2 separate regions of the Homo sapiens genome follow, and region 1 is linked to region 2. Evidence: chromatin loops called from intact Hi-C (ENCODE). Cell type or tissue: PC-3. All regions are shown on one strand. Each heading gives the region's core, and the rest is flanking DNA. Links, peaks and the distances in the headings are about the cores only. Region 1 has its middle 520 kb from the start of LINC02830. Region 2 has its middle 240 kb from the start of LINC02830.

Evidence for each region. Peaks named below come from ENCODE experiments on the same cell type or tissue, not always from the same donor. Only the 100,000 strongest peaks of a DNase experiment are listed, where the experiment ranks them.
Region 1: a loop joins it to region 2, with 3 times the contacts of the local background. A loop is called at or near these places in 4 of 110 quality-filtered maps.

Annotation. Positions count from the first base shown.
Region 1 is chr7:125,667,585-125,676,272 of GRCh38, forward strand. No RefSeq gene overlaps it. Among named protein-coding and RNA genes, the nearest start is that of LINC02830, 520 kb to the left of the region's middle. In PC-3, for the core only: CTCF peaks have their summits at 3,553 (motif pointing left) and 3,757; no DNase peak of the experiment used is centred there.
Region 2 is chr7:125,387,501-125,396,188 of GRCh38, forward strand. No RefSeq gene overlaps it. Among named protein-coding and RNA genes, the nearest start is that of LINC02830, 240 kb to the left of the region's middle. In PC-3, for the core only: no CTCF peak of the experiment used is centred there; no DNase peak of the experiment used is centred there; H3K27ac peaks cover 1,333 bases.

The sequences.
Region 1 (8,688 bases), core at 332-8,331, 280 kb after region 2:
GCAGAGGTTGCAGTGAGCCAAGATCACGCCATTGTACTCTAGCCTGGATAACAGGGCGAGACTCCGTCTAAAAAAAAAAAAAAATTCACATTCAAGGACTCTGATTATTCAAGTACAATAGCTTCTTTCTTGTTCTCATCTTAATGGTTCTTACCATTGATTGAGGCAGGACAAGGAAAAGGTAATCAAGTGGCAGTTTTATATTTAATGTCTGAAGCTAAAATAAAAATGCCAAACTATATGCCATCAAAACACCTTGTCAAGGAAAGCCACAGGTTCTCTTAAATCTCTCTCAAGAACATTATTCTCTATTAGTATAAAATTAGAAGGTTTTATTGTCGTTGTTAGTAACTGTTAATTTTGTGATTAAAATTGGTTCCAAATTGTGGCTGGTAAGTCCCATACATTACATATGGATGTTAAAGGTGATCGTGTTGAAGTTTCAAAAGTTAAGTGAAGAGAATGGTAGAGAAAGCTTTTATTGTTTTAGTGAATGCATATATCATCATAATCAGAATGTTCATGGAAATAATCAGCCTTAAAGGAAATAAGAGGAAGAAACTTAGTATCATGCTATTGGACACTGGAGATAAGGTGATCCATGTCATAAAGTGACAAAAATCCTGGATGAATTGTGTTCTGTTGGGTGGAAAATAAAACTTTTAAGCAATGCACTTGAATATTTAACTGTGAGGGTTTCCAAGCAAAGTGTAGAAAATGTAGTCTGGTATCTTCTTGATACTTATTGGAGAAAACGAGAGCAAAGAGATGAAGTTCCTAATGCAAAAAGGAACCAGCACTTGATGGTTTGGGAAATTCTCAACCTATCCAGACAGTATACTTTGGAAATAAGTCCAAGTATGTGGTCATCTGTTAAAGAGATTAGTTATACATTTAATGGATTCAGTCAACCATCTCAGCAGAGGCAGGGAATGGAGACGGGGTTATCCAGATGGAATCTGTGAAGAATGCTATTATGCAATGGTCTGAGTCCCCTGGAAGTACATAGAAGACCAAAAAAGTCTTTAAAAATGTTATATCTTCAGAAACACTTTCAGCTTGGGCCAAAAGGGACAGAGATGAGACAAAATAAGGGAAGGCTGTCAACCTTCTCAGAGTCTATAGGCAGAAATGGGCTGATAGAATTACTCAGCTATGCACATGCACTACCCGTCATGAAAGAGAAAGAATGACTCCTGAGACACAGCCGTGGGTGTAGGAACAGAGACCAGATAGGCAAGACCAGAGGCAGAGGTTGAGTAGGACAAGAGGCAGGGGATCCATACCCTTGCATAATAGCATTCTCCATGGCCCCAAGGGCAGATACCACAGAGAATTGTACTGAAGCCCTGAAATCCATTGCAACTTGCCTTGCTAAATTCTTGCTTTAAATGCTTGCTTTAAATCAGTGACTGCTTTATTCCTTCCTTACAGACTTCAGATAGAGCTAAGTCATGCAAAACCACCATTTCAGAATTCTGGTCTTTAGAATTCAGAGAAAATATATTTCTGTTGTTTGAAGCCACCCAGTTAGTGGTAACTTGTTAAAGCACTTCTAGAAAACTAATACAGCTTAATAGAACATTTAATTAAATATGTATTGAATCACAGTATCGGTAACTTAAAATTCCTCTGATGCTAAGCAAATACTGCTTGTAAGTCAAGATGTATCTAGACGTCAAATGCTGTTGCACAGCATACCATGTTTTAAATAAAATGAATTATACCTAAAGTCGTTACTTGTTTCAAAGCAAAATATATTCAATGTTTACACTTAAAAAATCATAATTTTCAATGGTATTCTTAAAAAGCAGTAGTATCTGCTATTAGGAATTCAGCCTGTCCTGCTGGTCACTAAAATTTCTTCTTTTATTTCTCCTCCTTCTCCTTCTTCTCTTCTTCCTCTTCCTTCTCCTTTTACTTGCCCTTCAATTGCTCCCAATTTAATACCTCTATCATATCAAAAAGTTATAAAAATTTCCTTGAAAGTAATTGAACTACATTTAAAAATCTCTTCATTGCATGTGAAAAAAAAAAAAAAAGAGTTGTCCTGAATGAAAGACAGCCTCGATTTTAGTTAACTAGTGCTTACAATCTCACATTATCTTAAATGCACATATATTTTAAGGAAAATTTATCATATGTGAACATAGGATATAAAATTTACAAAACCTCATTAAGATTTTTAAATCTAAATGAGATAAAAAAGTCTCATTAAGATTTTTAACAGCCCATGGTAAAAATAATTATAGTTCTTTTACATAAATTTGCATGATTAACTTGGGAGACCCCAATAGTTTTAATGATGTATTTACATAACATTTGAAAATGTACGATAATTTCAGTCAACCAGAACAATTGTCTTAATCTATATAAGTTACAAATATATTCACAATTTAAATAAGAAAAATCACCAATTAATTACTTACTGTGCTGTTTTTATCCTTATGAAAAATTCATAGGATAAAAGCTTCATTGCAAGTAATTAGAGCACATTATGTGTAATCACTTGCCAAATTTCATGTTTTAAATCAATCATTTTTTGTGTTCATATGTTTGAAGTAATTTCAGAAGTAAATAATCACAGAGCCCCGCAAATGAGGTAATATGGTAAAACAAATATAGCAAAGTATTTTAAGAAAGCAATAGACTAAAGCAGAATCCCTTCTGTGAGCTACCTGGCATCTTTACACTAGTTGGAGGTATCGGGTAAATAACATCTTTACAAACAACTTGTGTATGAGTGAGGTTCCTGGAAAATATTTACTTTTACTTTATTTTTCTAAGAAAGCAACTTACATTCATTGCCTTCTTTCAAAACAAATTTGATCTATTGTGTCACTAGATATTTGTTCCTAATTCATTAAATTATACTTTGATTATAACTTCACTTTTTCCTACTGTACTTGTATATACTATTAGATACATTTATTCTCAATATGCATCTTTTGATGTATGGCTTTGTAATATTTATTTTGACACTAGCAGTTTATAATACTTAATAGATTATAACTATAGATGAGCAGTCAGTATTTGCATCTTGCATATTATGTGTTTTATTCCAATTTACCTGGTATATACTACATATAGTTACTATTCAATAAACATTTATTTTTGATGTAGATTGCAAGGAGAATGTCAGTCATAAGTCAATTAGAGAATACAGAGAGGTTGTACTTAAAGCTTAATTGAAGTATAAAGCATAACAATAAGAACATGTTCGAAACGATTGCTACATCACCCTTTGAGAGAATGATAACCACTGAGGATTAGAATATTAGACTTTATTTACACTTAAGCATGCTTGGACTGTAAAGAAACACTTTCTTATATATGGGACACTCAAGGGTACATGTAGACACATACCCTTATTGACAGGGTACATGTAGACATATCTGCCGTCCTGCAAATATCCCAGTGAAAAAATATTTAGTTCACCTGCTCATGGAAAATATCAGTGTCCTTTGAGACTTTTGTCACCATAGGACTGTTCTTACTGATTTTGTGGTTTATTCTCTTGAAAGATAAAAAGCAACAACAAAAAACAGGCCTAAAACTTAACATGATTCAAGGTTGCTATTGCCCCCTGGTGTGTGGAATAAGTAAGTACAAATTTTCTCTGGAGTTAGGATTCCTAATCCATTTTCCTCTGAATTCCCAAAGATTTAATTTAGCCAAATATGAGCCATCATTTATAAATCATAAAAATACATAAATATGGCTGGTCTTCTGTAATAACATTAATAAAGTTTTAAACTTTCCTCAATGGTAATCTTGTACAATTTTTTGTTAAAATTTTTTCTTTATTTTCTTGAGATACCCCTGTAGGATGATCACAATTTTGACATTTATTCTCAAATCTATGCTATATTCACAATACTTGCATAATCAGAAGTCAAAATAAAAATTTAAGTCATTAAATATTTTAGTTATTGGAATTTTTTCATTTATGATCAAGAACAATATAGGAAAGCTCATCATTATTATTTCTGGACAATGTATGACCAGAAAATCCACTTTATATACTATAATATGACAAAAAGAAGAGTTAAATGGATTTAAAAAAATAACTTACAATATCATTATTTTTCATAAGTGATATGCCCAGATACATAGAAAAGCACAATCAATTTTAGGTAGTTAAGGAATTTTGCTGGATCAATATATAAAATCCACTTTCATTTATAAGGCAGTATTAATTAATGACAATAATTTAAAATGAAATTCTGTTTCTAATAGCAACAAAAAGTATAGTTCTATCAGTTATTTATTACTACAGTATAAATTAATTTTACATAAAAACAATAAAAATAACAGCAAATCAAACTAAAAAAGTATTAATATATATATATCATTACAAAGTGGGATATTTGTTATGAGTATGTGAGGATGGCTCAATTTTTAAAAATTCAGTGTAATCCACCACATCAACAGAATACAGAAATGAAATTACATAGTTATATTAAATTGAGGCAGAAAAAGCATTTGACAAAATTTGACAGCCATTCATGATTAAAAACTTCAGCAAACTTGGAATAGAGTAAACTTCCTCAGCTTGATAGAGAATATCTGCAAAAACCTTCAGCCCTTATCATGCTTCATTATGAGAAGCTAGATAATTACCCCTAAAAATGAAAATGGGCAAGATGTCTTCTGTTACTATATCTATGGAACATCATATGGTGATCTTAACTAGTGGAATAAGACAATAAAAATAAATAGAAGGTGTGAAGATAAGGAAAAGGACATAAAACTGTCTCTGTTTATAGAAGACATGTTTGACCATGAGGAAAATACCTCCCAAATCAGATTTACGGGTATAGTAAAGAAACATAGACATGTAATTATATATGTATGTACTCACTTGGTGTTATTTCCCATCCTCAACATATATTGAGGAACTTATAATCAGGAAAAGTATTAATTGTTTTTCAATTTGAAACATGCCATATCTTCCCCTAATAATTTTAAATTTCTGATAGTATTTGGGCTTCCTGATTTTTAGCTTCTATTTTCCATTTTTTTTAATCTGGTAAACATCATGTTTAAAGAATTCTTTATATTTTGCCAATCTCAGGGCTTTACCTAACTAACTCATAGAAATTTTATTATTAGTCATCCATTGGAAAACACAACTATTCGGTTAGCGAGTCTGTTTTTGTTTTAAAACTCTTATTTGTAAGAATAGTATCTAAAAGGTTTTAATAGCCTGTCATGTGCCAAGCATAGTACATGAATTATCTGTAACATATTTAGCCATAATTAACACTACAGAAAAAATAATAATTCCCCATTTTACAACTTATTTTATTTATCCATTAACACACACAAATATGCAGCACATACCATGTGACAAGTACTGGTCTACATACTTTCTTACATTAGTGATCATAACGACAAAGTCCCAGTTTGAGTGAAGCTTATATTACACTTAGGGAGGAAAAATAGTATATAGACAAAAAACAACATGTATAACAGAAATGTTGATTGTATAACATGTTAGAAGATAGTAAATATGTTCTAGGAAAAGGAAATTTGCAAATGTCAGTATGAGTGGATATGGGCACAGTAATTGTAGGAAATAGAAAACATTAAAATCAAAAATCAAAATCAGAACACATCGATGTTTCAGCATAAATAAAATTGATGATTATGCTTTTAAAAAAACTTTACATATAGCTTTCAATATATCATATCACTAACCTCTTCCTTTATCAATAAATAAATGCCTTTATCTGACAGAAGTTTGTCCAACCTGTGGCCTGTGAGTCACAAGCAGCCCAGGACAGCTTTGAATCCAGCACAACACAAATTCATAAACCTTCTTAAAACATTATGAGATTTTTTTTGCAATTTTCTTTTTAGCTTATCAGTTATCGTTAGTGTTCATGTGTTTTATGTGTGGTCCAGGACAATTCCTCTTCCAATGTGGCCCAGAGAAGCCAAAAGATTGGACACCCACCCCTGATAAAAGATCCGTATTTATTGGTTCCACACTCAGTACAAGATGTTGTTCTGTCACTCAAATTTAATATAAATAATAGTTAATGAGCTTTTTTTTTTTTTTTTTTTGAGACGGAGTCTCGCTCTGTCTCCCAGGCTGGAGTGCAGTGGCGGGATCTTGGCTCACTGCAAGCTCCTCCTCCCGGGTTCACGCCATTCTCCTGCCTCAGCCTCCCGAGTAGCTGGGACTACAGGTGCTCACCACCATGCCTGGCTAATTTTTTGTATTTCTACCATTTCTAGTAGTGTGGATGCAGGAAAAAAAAAAATATCTACAAGGTATTTTATTGTTTCAAGATTTGTTAGATTATGATGATGGCAGGACATAACAACAATGACTCCAGAAAAATGAAAGGCAGAATTCTTTATTACTTATATAGTCCTGCACGAGAGGCGGCTGTGGGGTAGGGCTACATAGGGGTTGCACCCAGAAAAAAGGTAGCAGCAACCTAGAAACCTAGGAGGAGGCTTATATAAGGCAAGTCAAGTGAGTGAGCAAGGTTCAGAGGGTTTGTTATGGACTGGGAATTTTAAATAATTCCATGGGCCCAATGAAGGAAGGGCCATTCCTCCATATGTGGCTCCCAGGCTTTTGGCAGTTGGGTACGTATGTAGTAAAACGGAGCAGCAGAGCCCGATAAGGTAAATCACTGGGGTGTAGGTTTAGCAAACAGCCTGGGAAGAAGACTTGAAGATTTTTTGGCAATGGTCTCAAAACTGGATCAAGACAGCACTTGTGCAATATTATATTGTAATACATCTCTGCAGGGAAAGTATATTATAATTGTGGAGGTGCACATAAAACATAAAGAGGAACACATAAAATGCTTTTTGAATTATAATCATTCATATTTGCCCACTATTATGATTTCATAATATCTTGGCTGTATTATTGACATATTCCTACTTTTTCTCTATGTACTAGTACTCTATCACATGATCAATTTACAGTAGAAAACCAGATAATTCTTTCTAATACACATATTGCATCTATTCCATGCCTTCAATGAATTTCCCATTGTTTAAACTATAGGTCAAGAAACTGTCCAATTGCTATACTTGTTTGGGAAGTTTTATACAAAATACAGATTTCTGTGATTAAGCATGTCTAGAGAGAAGCATATAAATCTTAATGAATTTTAGTACTTTCTAGCATGTAAATATATTTTTTCTAATTATTGAAAAGATGATTGGTTAGGATTCAGACGAAAAAAAAAAAGTATACACTGTTCCCATTAAAGTAACTAGGAAGCCACTACAACCAAGAAGTTGCCAGAGGTGAATGCCTTCTCTGCCTCTACAGGTTCCAAAACCACGTCGGCTCTGATCACATGAACACAATGAGTTGCCGCAAGGCTAGTGACCAGATAGTTTCAATAGCCCAAAATGGTCAAAGTCCGCACTATCATAAGTACTCACATTAGCCATCAAAGTAATAATGCTATCAAATGTGATGTAGCCTTTAGAATACTCTACTGTACACCCATGAAATAATGAGTGTGTAAAGGGTTCAAATGTCTAAGAGTCCTTAGAATCAGGGTTCTCTAAGTATTCTGAAAACCATTGTCTTGGGGCAATAGTCATTTACAGAATTTGTAACTCTCCCTGAACTATCTAAGCTCAGATTATGAAATGTTACATAAATGGGAATCATAATTGTTAGTGTCTCGGGAATCAGGTTTGAACATTAATGCAGCAGTAACAAATGTAAGACTTTATTTTCAGGACAAAATAAACTATTTACATGATTATGTTTCTATCTATTCACATGATGGGTAGAACACATGACATCATCACTTTTAGATGAAAAACATTGAACATTAGAAATGGTTTGGTTTGCACTAAATAGGACATGAATAATATTCTGCTTTAATTTTAAAAATGCAAAAAAAAAAAATGTATGTGTATCTTATTGTGCATTTCACTTTGAAAGTTAGGTACACCATACATCGCATACGGTATCCAAATATATTTCAACCGTGATGAAAATTTAGTTATCATGTTTTTTTCTAAATGGAAATTTAGTCTTATTTTCATACCAGTATTATAAGTAGATTTCTGTTTTGGAGTTTGCAAAGCTAAAAAAATCTTTAGTTAAATATGGGAATAGTTCTGCCAACATTCAGTCTTGGAAATTATGGACAGTGAGTTCTAATCCCGTTTTGCCAGTGACTCTTCTGTGGCATTGAACATGTCATTTTGCTTTTCTGTTTCAGTTCTGTCATCTGTGAAGCAGAGATAATATTGTTCATTTGAGCACATTGTTCCAGTCTGTATCCTCTGAATGACTTTGCAAAAGAAACTCTGCATATGAATTTGAATATATGCCAACAAAATTAGAACAAGTTATCTACTTCAAAAGTATGCAAAAACGAACCAATAGAAATCATTTTGGAAATGCACTATGTGCATTCCTAAATTGGAGCAAATTTATCATTCTAGGCAATCCACCTCCACATTTATAAAAATATAAGAGATAATTGTTTTTCTCTTATTGTAGAAAAAAGTAAACTACCGAAGTACAATTTGTCTCTTTCTCTTTGGAAAGGTTATAATCGTATCACAATCAACTATATCTGTTAATCAGATTTGGTGCTAGTTGTTCCCAATGACAAAAATAGAGCAGTATAAACATTTCTACCCTCTGTTTTGTTAAGTAATCAAATTTTTCAGCCTCAGACAATT
Region 2 (8,688 bases), core at 168-8,167:
AGGAACAGGATTAATAAGTGGTTATACATATATATTTATAGTTTATTTCTAGTACATAAAAACAAGTATATTTTTTTGAAGCACAATGGATTGGATGAATGGCTTGTAATTGAAGTCACATTGAAGGGATCACCAATTCTGTGAATCTCCATAGATATAAAGTTATCTGTGATTATTGACATTAGAAAAGCTGATTACTCAAGATGTGCTTTAGTTTCTGCCTCTGTAAATTAAGGCTAATAACACTTCTTTCCTACCATCACTAATGGGTATTGAGAATTAATGAGTTAACATTTGCTGAGTTTTTTTGAACTCCTCAAAGGTATTATTAACATTTTAAACTTAGTCTCAAACTGCTTCACACATTCTTAGAAACAATTTCCCTAATTTGCTATAATAAAAAATAGCAACATTAGTTTTTTTGGGGAGAATATTTTCTGTAGCTTAGTTTTAATTACTGCAAGACAGCTTAGATTTGAAAAAAAAAACAAAGTTGATAGTATACATGTGAGAGTTTTTTTAATATTTGATACCATTACTTTTCATTTTGACAGAGTGTTAATTTATAACATATAGTCCCTAAAATTCCTCACCTACTGGTGGACTGAGCTGTTGTAGAATGTTGTTGTTGTTGTGTGTGTAGGCTCTTATACAGAGTTATTTTTAAAAGCCAGTGCTTACCCAGAATATCTCGGGCTTCCCACCAGTACTGCATCGAACTTGGAAACACTCTTGAATCTTCTCTTCTGTTTCTTTGGCTTGTTGCTACCACGGCTGTCTATTCAGTCCCTTGGTCTCATTGCCCAAGATGTAGTCTGAATAAAGGAGGGAAACTCTAGTGTCCTCAGAGACAGAGGTGAAAGATGGAGGGAGGAAAAAGGGCAGGTTGGGAAGTTGGATATAAAAGTAAATACACATGACTTTGCTCACTTTACTTCGCTCCGGAGGCTCTCATGTCTGGTCATTTTTTTTTAGATGTCTCTGGTCTGATTCTATTTTTTATACTACCTAGTGATCATGTTTCTCATCCCAAATCTCCCCTGTGGCTCTAGTTTCTGACATGAAAGTTACAAAATCAGGAGGAGTCTGAATCTAGACATTTCTTTGATGTATTGTTATGTTTTATCTAAATCTCGTATGTAGGGAGGAATAAGGTCTTAGTATCTGTGTGAAGGGCATGTGAATGGGATTTGGGCAGAAGCTAGCCATCTTTCGTGTTACATCTGACTTAATTTATTGCTTTATTGTAGAGCACTTTATTGCAGATTGTCTCTATATTTGTTTAATATCCAATTTGAGATTCAAACATAAGCTCCGTGAGACCTGAATCCATATTTTATTTCCTAATGAGTCGTTTGAAACTAGCTGAGGGCCTAGTAAATAATAGTTATCCAAGCATGTTTTCATGACTGGAGGAACATTTTACAAAATAACCACTTCTTTTTCAGTCAGTTTTCCCACCTCCCACTCCCCACTTTTCCCCATCTATCTACATGCATACATATTGATACCACACCTACCACTCGCTAAAGAGTGTATCCCTCTCTCTCCCTTCTCCTTGCCTCTGACTCAGGCATAGGGGGAAATCATCATTTGCCCTAAGCTATGTGTAGCGAGTGGCATAGAAGCCTAAAATAAGGAGAACAGAAGAGCAGGGACCTAATGGGCAGCAATGGAACTTTACGGATGTGAGGAATCATGAGTTTTCTTACTTTTTCTCCATTTTCCTAGGGTAATTTATTTGTGTATTATTAATATTGTACTGAAAAACAATTCTCTGCTTACTTCCTATTCCTAAACTGAGTCCTGGGAATGTCATGTTAGTTCTTCCTCGACATGTTGCCACTTTTGCTTTTGTCTTGGAATTCTCACTACCATGACATACCATAGAACAGAAGTGCATTATAGCTTTTGTCAACAAAGTAAATGAAACACATAGCATACCATAATCCCTTAAGCATATTTATATGTAAGACTCTTAATACAAATGAGAAAAAGGAATCTTAAAAAGGGTCAGTCCATGCATTCACAAAAAAAAATGTTAATAGTCATCGACTTTTCAGAGATAAAATAGAGGATTTTGTGGGAGGGTAAGGTGATTGGGGAAATAATGCAACGCCAATTTGAAAAGGAGGAAAGACACTTAAGGTTGGTGTCTGGATCTCTCAGTATTTCCCAGCTCAAGTTTTACACCATGGCTGGCCAATAAAAGGGGTGCCAATTAACCAGAGGAATGCTGAAATCAGTGCTACTGTCTTAGAAGTCCTAATCAGCCACAAGATGTGGAGTCATCCCCTTTAATATTTAAACCACAGCAGTGTATCACAAAGCTGCACTTCTAGAACTAATAACTAGCTACATGTATAACCTGCTGTCTTCGTTTTATTAATCTCATAAGATACAACTACACATCTTATATGACTTTTGGACATCAGTTATTTTGTTAGAGCTAGTTTTTATTACAACTACAAGTGTGATAATAGTAACAAAAGGAATATATCAATATAGTATTGAAGTGTATTTCATGGGGCCTAACATTGGTTGAGTTAGTATTTCACCTGGTCAGTTCTATTTTGAGTTGAGTTAAATTTACGATGTCACTTAGGAAGGCAATCGTTTCATGCAGTATTTTTTAAAAGAAAATATATTGTGAATGCAAAACCATTGATGAAATGTGGTACATATACACCACGGAATACTATGCAGTGATAAAAAAGAAAGAAATCACGTCCTTTGTAGGTACACAGATGGAGCTGGAGGTCGTTATCCTTAACAAACTAATGCAGGAAGAGAAAACTAAATACTGCATGTTCTCAGTTATAGGTGCAAGATAAATGACAACAACACATGGACTCATGGAATGGAACACACAGTGGGGCCTCAGTGGGTGGAGAGTGGGAGGAGAGAGCGAATCAGGAAAAACAACTAATGGGTACTAAGCTTAATACCTGGGTGATGAAATGATCTGTACAACAAACTCCCATGACAAAATTTTGCCTGTGTAACAAACCTGCACATACACCCCTAAACTTAAAATAAATGTTAAATAAAAGAAAATGTCAATTGTGGAATTCTTTGGCTCATTATTATGGCCCATTTAATCACAGGCCAAATAAAAAGTTCTTTACTAAACACAAAACTTGCATTATACGATGTTTGGCTTAAATAATGTTCCCTAATACTAGCAAAAACTCAGCATCAGGTCCTCAACCATATTTGGGTAAGTAAGATATAAGCATAGTTTGTAAAATGGTACTTCTTTGTTTAATCATCTTTTAAAAATTTTAAGTGTTAAGATTGGCTTTACACCTAAACATTCACTTTGAGATATTCAAAGATTTTAATTTTTCTGCCTTAAGTAAAAAAAATATGGCAGAAAACATTGAAGGGAATCAGCTAATGTGATATGGTGCTTTTAGAAAACTGTATTATTTGGCAATCGTTGCTTATTTCTGTCCTTATTTTCTGTGTTGCCTAACCAGGAAAGTGAAGTCTTAACAGCTCGGGCGATGTGGATTTGTGAGGGTATTTTCTGGGCTGTTGTGGCTGCCGCAGCTGCTGCTGGCTCATGAATCTTTCTAGCATTGCAGATACCTAGACTTGATCCTGCAGAGTAATTGAAGTGGTCAGATGCTTCTCCAGCTCTGGCTTATTATGAGCTTCTGTAAGACAATGTAGGAAGGCAACAATAACTTTCCAGACTACTTCTTCCTTGCCAGCTAAAAGCATGTGCCAGAATAGATTGTAGATGCATGAGAGTCTTTGTTATAGTGACAAATAGATCTTAAGGAAGGGCTATGAGTTGAGAATAATTGCTAATTGAATTGATATGTCATATCTTTTCCAAGTCATTCTTTTGTACCACATTAGTGGATGACTTAAGTAGCAGTGCTCTCAAAAAGAGTGCTTCTTTAGCCCGTCTATCGCTACAAATTTATGCCTCAATCCTTCTTTCAAGCCACTTGTTCAGTCTCGTGCAAAGAAACTGTTTCAAAGGAAGCACTGATTTTTATTGGAAACAATGGAATCCAATTTCATTTAAAGTAAGGATATGTCTCATGTTAGCAGGGCTTTATCATTATTACTTTCAAAATTTATATTTCCTGTGATTATTTTGTGAATAAATTGTCATTCTTTTTGGGCTTAGCTATCATTATAAATACACATTCAATTTTTTCTTAAAGAAAATATTGGAGAGTAGAACTGTGATCGAGCTCATCAACACTGAATAATATTTACTAAAAGATTAATCAAAACATGGTTGGAAATATATAATGTTTTTAATTATAATGATAAATATAATTTAGAGACAAAATTATCATCATAACGATAGCATCTAAAAGTATAACAATTCCAGTAGAAATTCAGTTCATTATGAGCAAAACCACCACATTAGTTGGTTGACTGAGAATAGTCAAATGCTACTATCTGTTAATCTGTTCTTTGCCCACTGTCCTAACCTCATTGCTTATTCCGGTTTATGGTAGGAACTAAATAAACATCTGTTGTATAAATAGTGAATGATTTGTCATTATGCCGATCTTTGTAAGTAGCTGAGCAGATACTGCCTAAGTGACTAAACCTCATGTGCTTTATGGTTCTGTTTCCCTGGCTGGCTCTCCCTCTCACTAATTAGCATTATTCTCTTCTCCAAACAACCCTAATGCCCTTATGCCCAATGACCCAATGTCTGATTCACATCTATCGCAGCCAAGCCACATAGCATCAGTTTAGCTTATCTACTTCTCTATTGTTAGCCTCCTCAAATGTCTTTCTCTCTTTTTTCAGAGTATGTACTTATTTCTTCATCAGAGTCCTGGTGTATATCTGCGTGAAATTAAAATATTTCAGAGCAAGACCTAACATTTTCAGTTGCAGTGGTCCTTTTAGACAAGTCCTGGGATTCACATACTATGTACTGTGACACTTTCTTCACCATCCCTTAGTCATGACAAAAAGAAATATGTATATATACATATATACACACACATATATATACACACATACATACATACACACATATTCACATATATATTCATATATATATATATAAAGTTTCTTAGAGGCAAGAAGAGAAGAAAATAGGAAAAAACCTTTATTTTCTCAATTGCATAGAATATAATCAGAATTTTGAACTACAATATTACTCCCAAATATATGTGACATTAAATTTTGCCCACTTCTTTTACTCCCTGATAGGTAGCTAACAAGAGACAAAATTCACTCTGAAAAGCAAAGAGGGTGGGGCATCTCACAAAACAAGAGATTTAACATTGTATAATTTCTTGTGGTTACTATGTAGTTCTAAATGGTAGATGGCTGTCTTATCCATTTGGACTGTTGTAACAAAATACTATAAACTGATGGATGGCTTACGAACAATAGAAAATTATTTCTCACAGTTTTGGAGGCTGGAAAAGTCTAAGATTAAGGTGCCAGCATATGTGGTGTCTGGTAAGAATCCACCCTTTTTTTTTTTCACAGATTGCTGTCTTTTCCCTGTAACCTCATCTAGAAGAAAAGATGAGGGAGCTCTCTGGGGCCTCCTTTATAAGGAAACCAATTCCACCCTCTAAAAGTCTTACCCCTCAAAAGTCTCACCTCCAAATACTATCACGCTGGGGGTTAGGACATAAACATTCAGTCTATGGCAATGCCCTTCTAATAATTAGATTTTAGATAATGAGATAATAATATAAATAATTAGATTTTTCTGATTTATACTCAAACTTCATTTTAACATTGACTTTTATTTTTTTAATTAGTGTAATAATTTACACACCAATTCTCTTTAGAAAATCAAGAATTAAACACATATATTTCTGTATGTGTGTTTATACATACACAAAATACATATATATTTTTTAAATTGGTCATTTATATTATTAATATTTATATCAACATGTTAATATATGTTAATATTGTTAACATAATATTTTATGTTACAAATACTATGTTTCATATGACAGGTGTTCCATCATCTTTTACATGACAAAAACAATTATTTTCATGTAACAGGTACCATGTTAAATGCTTCAAATTTATTATTTCACTTAATCTTTGACATGGGCATCTGATTTTTAGAGATTACTGAAAAAAGAAGAGCTGGTATCATTCCTACTGAAAGTATTCCAAAAAAGTGAGGAGGAGGGACTACTTCCTAACTCATTCTATGAGTGCAGCATCATCCTGATACCAATGCTTGGCAGAGATTCAACAAAAAAAGAAAACTTTAGGCCAATATCCTTGATGAACATCAATGAAAAAATCCCCAACAAAATACTGTCAAACTGAATCCAGCAGCACACTGAACAGTTCATCCACCACAGTTAAGTGGGATTTATTCCTGGAATGAAAGTTTGGTTCAACATATGCAAATCAATAATGTGATTTATCACATAAGGAGAACTAAAGACAAAAACCATATGATTTTCCCAATACATGCATAAAAGCCTTTCAATGAAATTCAATATCAATTCATGTTAAAAACTCTCAACAAACTAGGTGTTGAAGGAACATATCTCAAAATAATAAGGGCCATATATGACAAACCCACAGCCAACATCATACTGAATGGGAAAAAGCTGGAAGCATTCCCATTGAAAACTGGCAGAAGAGAAGGACGCCCTCTCTCAACCATTCCTAGTCAACATAGTATTGGAAGTTCTATTCAGGGCAATCAGGCAAGAGAAAGAAATGAAGGGAGGATGTCAAACTGTCTCTCTTTCCAGACAACATGATGCTATATCTAGGAAAATTGATAGTTTCAGTACAAAAGCTTCTAAAGCTGATAAATAACTTCAGCAAAGTCTCAGGATACAAAATAAATGTGCAAAAATCACTAGCATTCTTATACACCAAAAAAAAAAAAAAAAAAAAAAAGAAAAAGTAAAGCCAAGAGCCAAAACAGGAACAATTCACAATTGACATGAAAAGAACAAAATACCTAGGAATACAGCTAACAAGGGAGGTAAAAGATCTCTACAAAGATAGCTACAAACCACTGCTCAAAGAAATCAGAGATGACATAAACAAGTGAAAAAACATTCCATATTCATAGATAGGAAGAATCAATATTGTTAAAATGGCCATACTGCCCAAAGCAACGTATGGATTAAATGCTATGGCTATTAAACTACCATTGGCATTCTTCACAGAACTAGAGAAAACTATTTTAAAATTCATATGAAACCAAAAAAGAGCCCGAATAGCCAAGGCAATCCTGCGCAAAAAGAACAAAGCTGGAGGCGTCACACTACCTGACTTCAAACTCCATTACAGGGCTACAGTAACCAAAACAGCATGTTACTGGTACAAAACCAGAAATGTAGACCAACAAAACAAAATTGAGAACCCAGAAATAAGATCGTACACCTACAACCATCTGATCATTGACAAAACTGACAAAAACAAGCAATGGGGAAAGGATTCCCTATTAAATAAATGGTACTGGGATAACTGGGTAGCCACATGCAGATGATTAAAACTGGACCCCTTCCTCACATCTTATACAAAAATTAACTCAAGATGGATTAAAGGCTTAAATGTAGAACCAAAAACTATAAAAACCATGGGAGACAACCTAGGTAATACTATTCAGGACATAGGCAAGGGCAAAGATTTCATGATGAAGATGCCAAAAGCAATTGCAACAAAAGCAAAAATTGACAAATGAGATCTAATTAAGCTAAAGAGCTTCTGCTTAGCAAAAAGTAACTATCAACAGAGAAAACAGACAACCTACAGAATGGGAGAAAATTTTTGCAAACTATCTATCTGACAAAGATCTAATATCCAGCATCTATAAGGGACTTAAATTTACAAAAACATTAAAAAGTGGGCAAAGGACATGAAAAGACACTTCTCAAAAGAAGACATACATGTGGCCAGCAAGCATATTAAGAAAAAGCTCAACACCACTGATCATTAGAGAAATGAAAATCAAAACGACAATGAGATACCATCTCATACCATTCAGAATGGCTATTATAAAAAAGTCAAAAATAACAGATGCTGTCAAGGTGGTGAAGAAAAAGGAACGCTTATAGACTGTTGGCGGGAGTGTAAATTAGTTCAACCATTGTGGAAGACAGTGTGGCAGTTCCTCAAAGAACTGAAGATAGAATTTGCCCCAGCAATGCCGTTACTGGTTATATACCCAAAGGTATATAATTATATTGTAAAGACCCATGCACATGTATGTTTATTGCAGTATTGTTCAAAATAGTGAAGAATATGGAATCAACCTAAATGCCCATCTATGACAGATGGTATATGGAGAATGTTGTACATATACACCATGGAATACTATGCAGTCATAAAGAAGAATGATACCATGTCTTTGCAGAGACAAAAATGGAGCTGGAGGTCATTATCCTTAGGAAACTAACACACAAACAGAAAACCAAATACCACATGTTCTCACTTATAAGTGGGAGATAAATGATGAGAACGCATGGACACACAGGGTGGAACAGCACACCGTGGGGCCTATTGGAAGGCAGAGGGTGGGAGGAAGGGGAGGATCAGGAAAAATAACTAATGGATACTTAGCTTAATACTTGGGTGATGAAATAATGTGTACAACCACCCTCCATGACACAAGTTTACCTCTGTAACAAACCTGCTCATATACCCCTGAACTTAAAATAAAAGTTAGGAAAATAAAAATAAAAGTGGTTCTGGCAG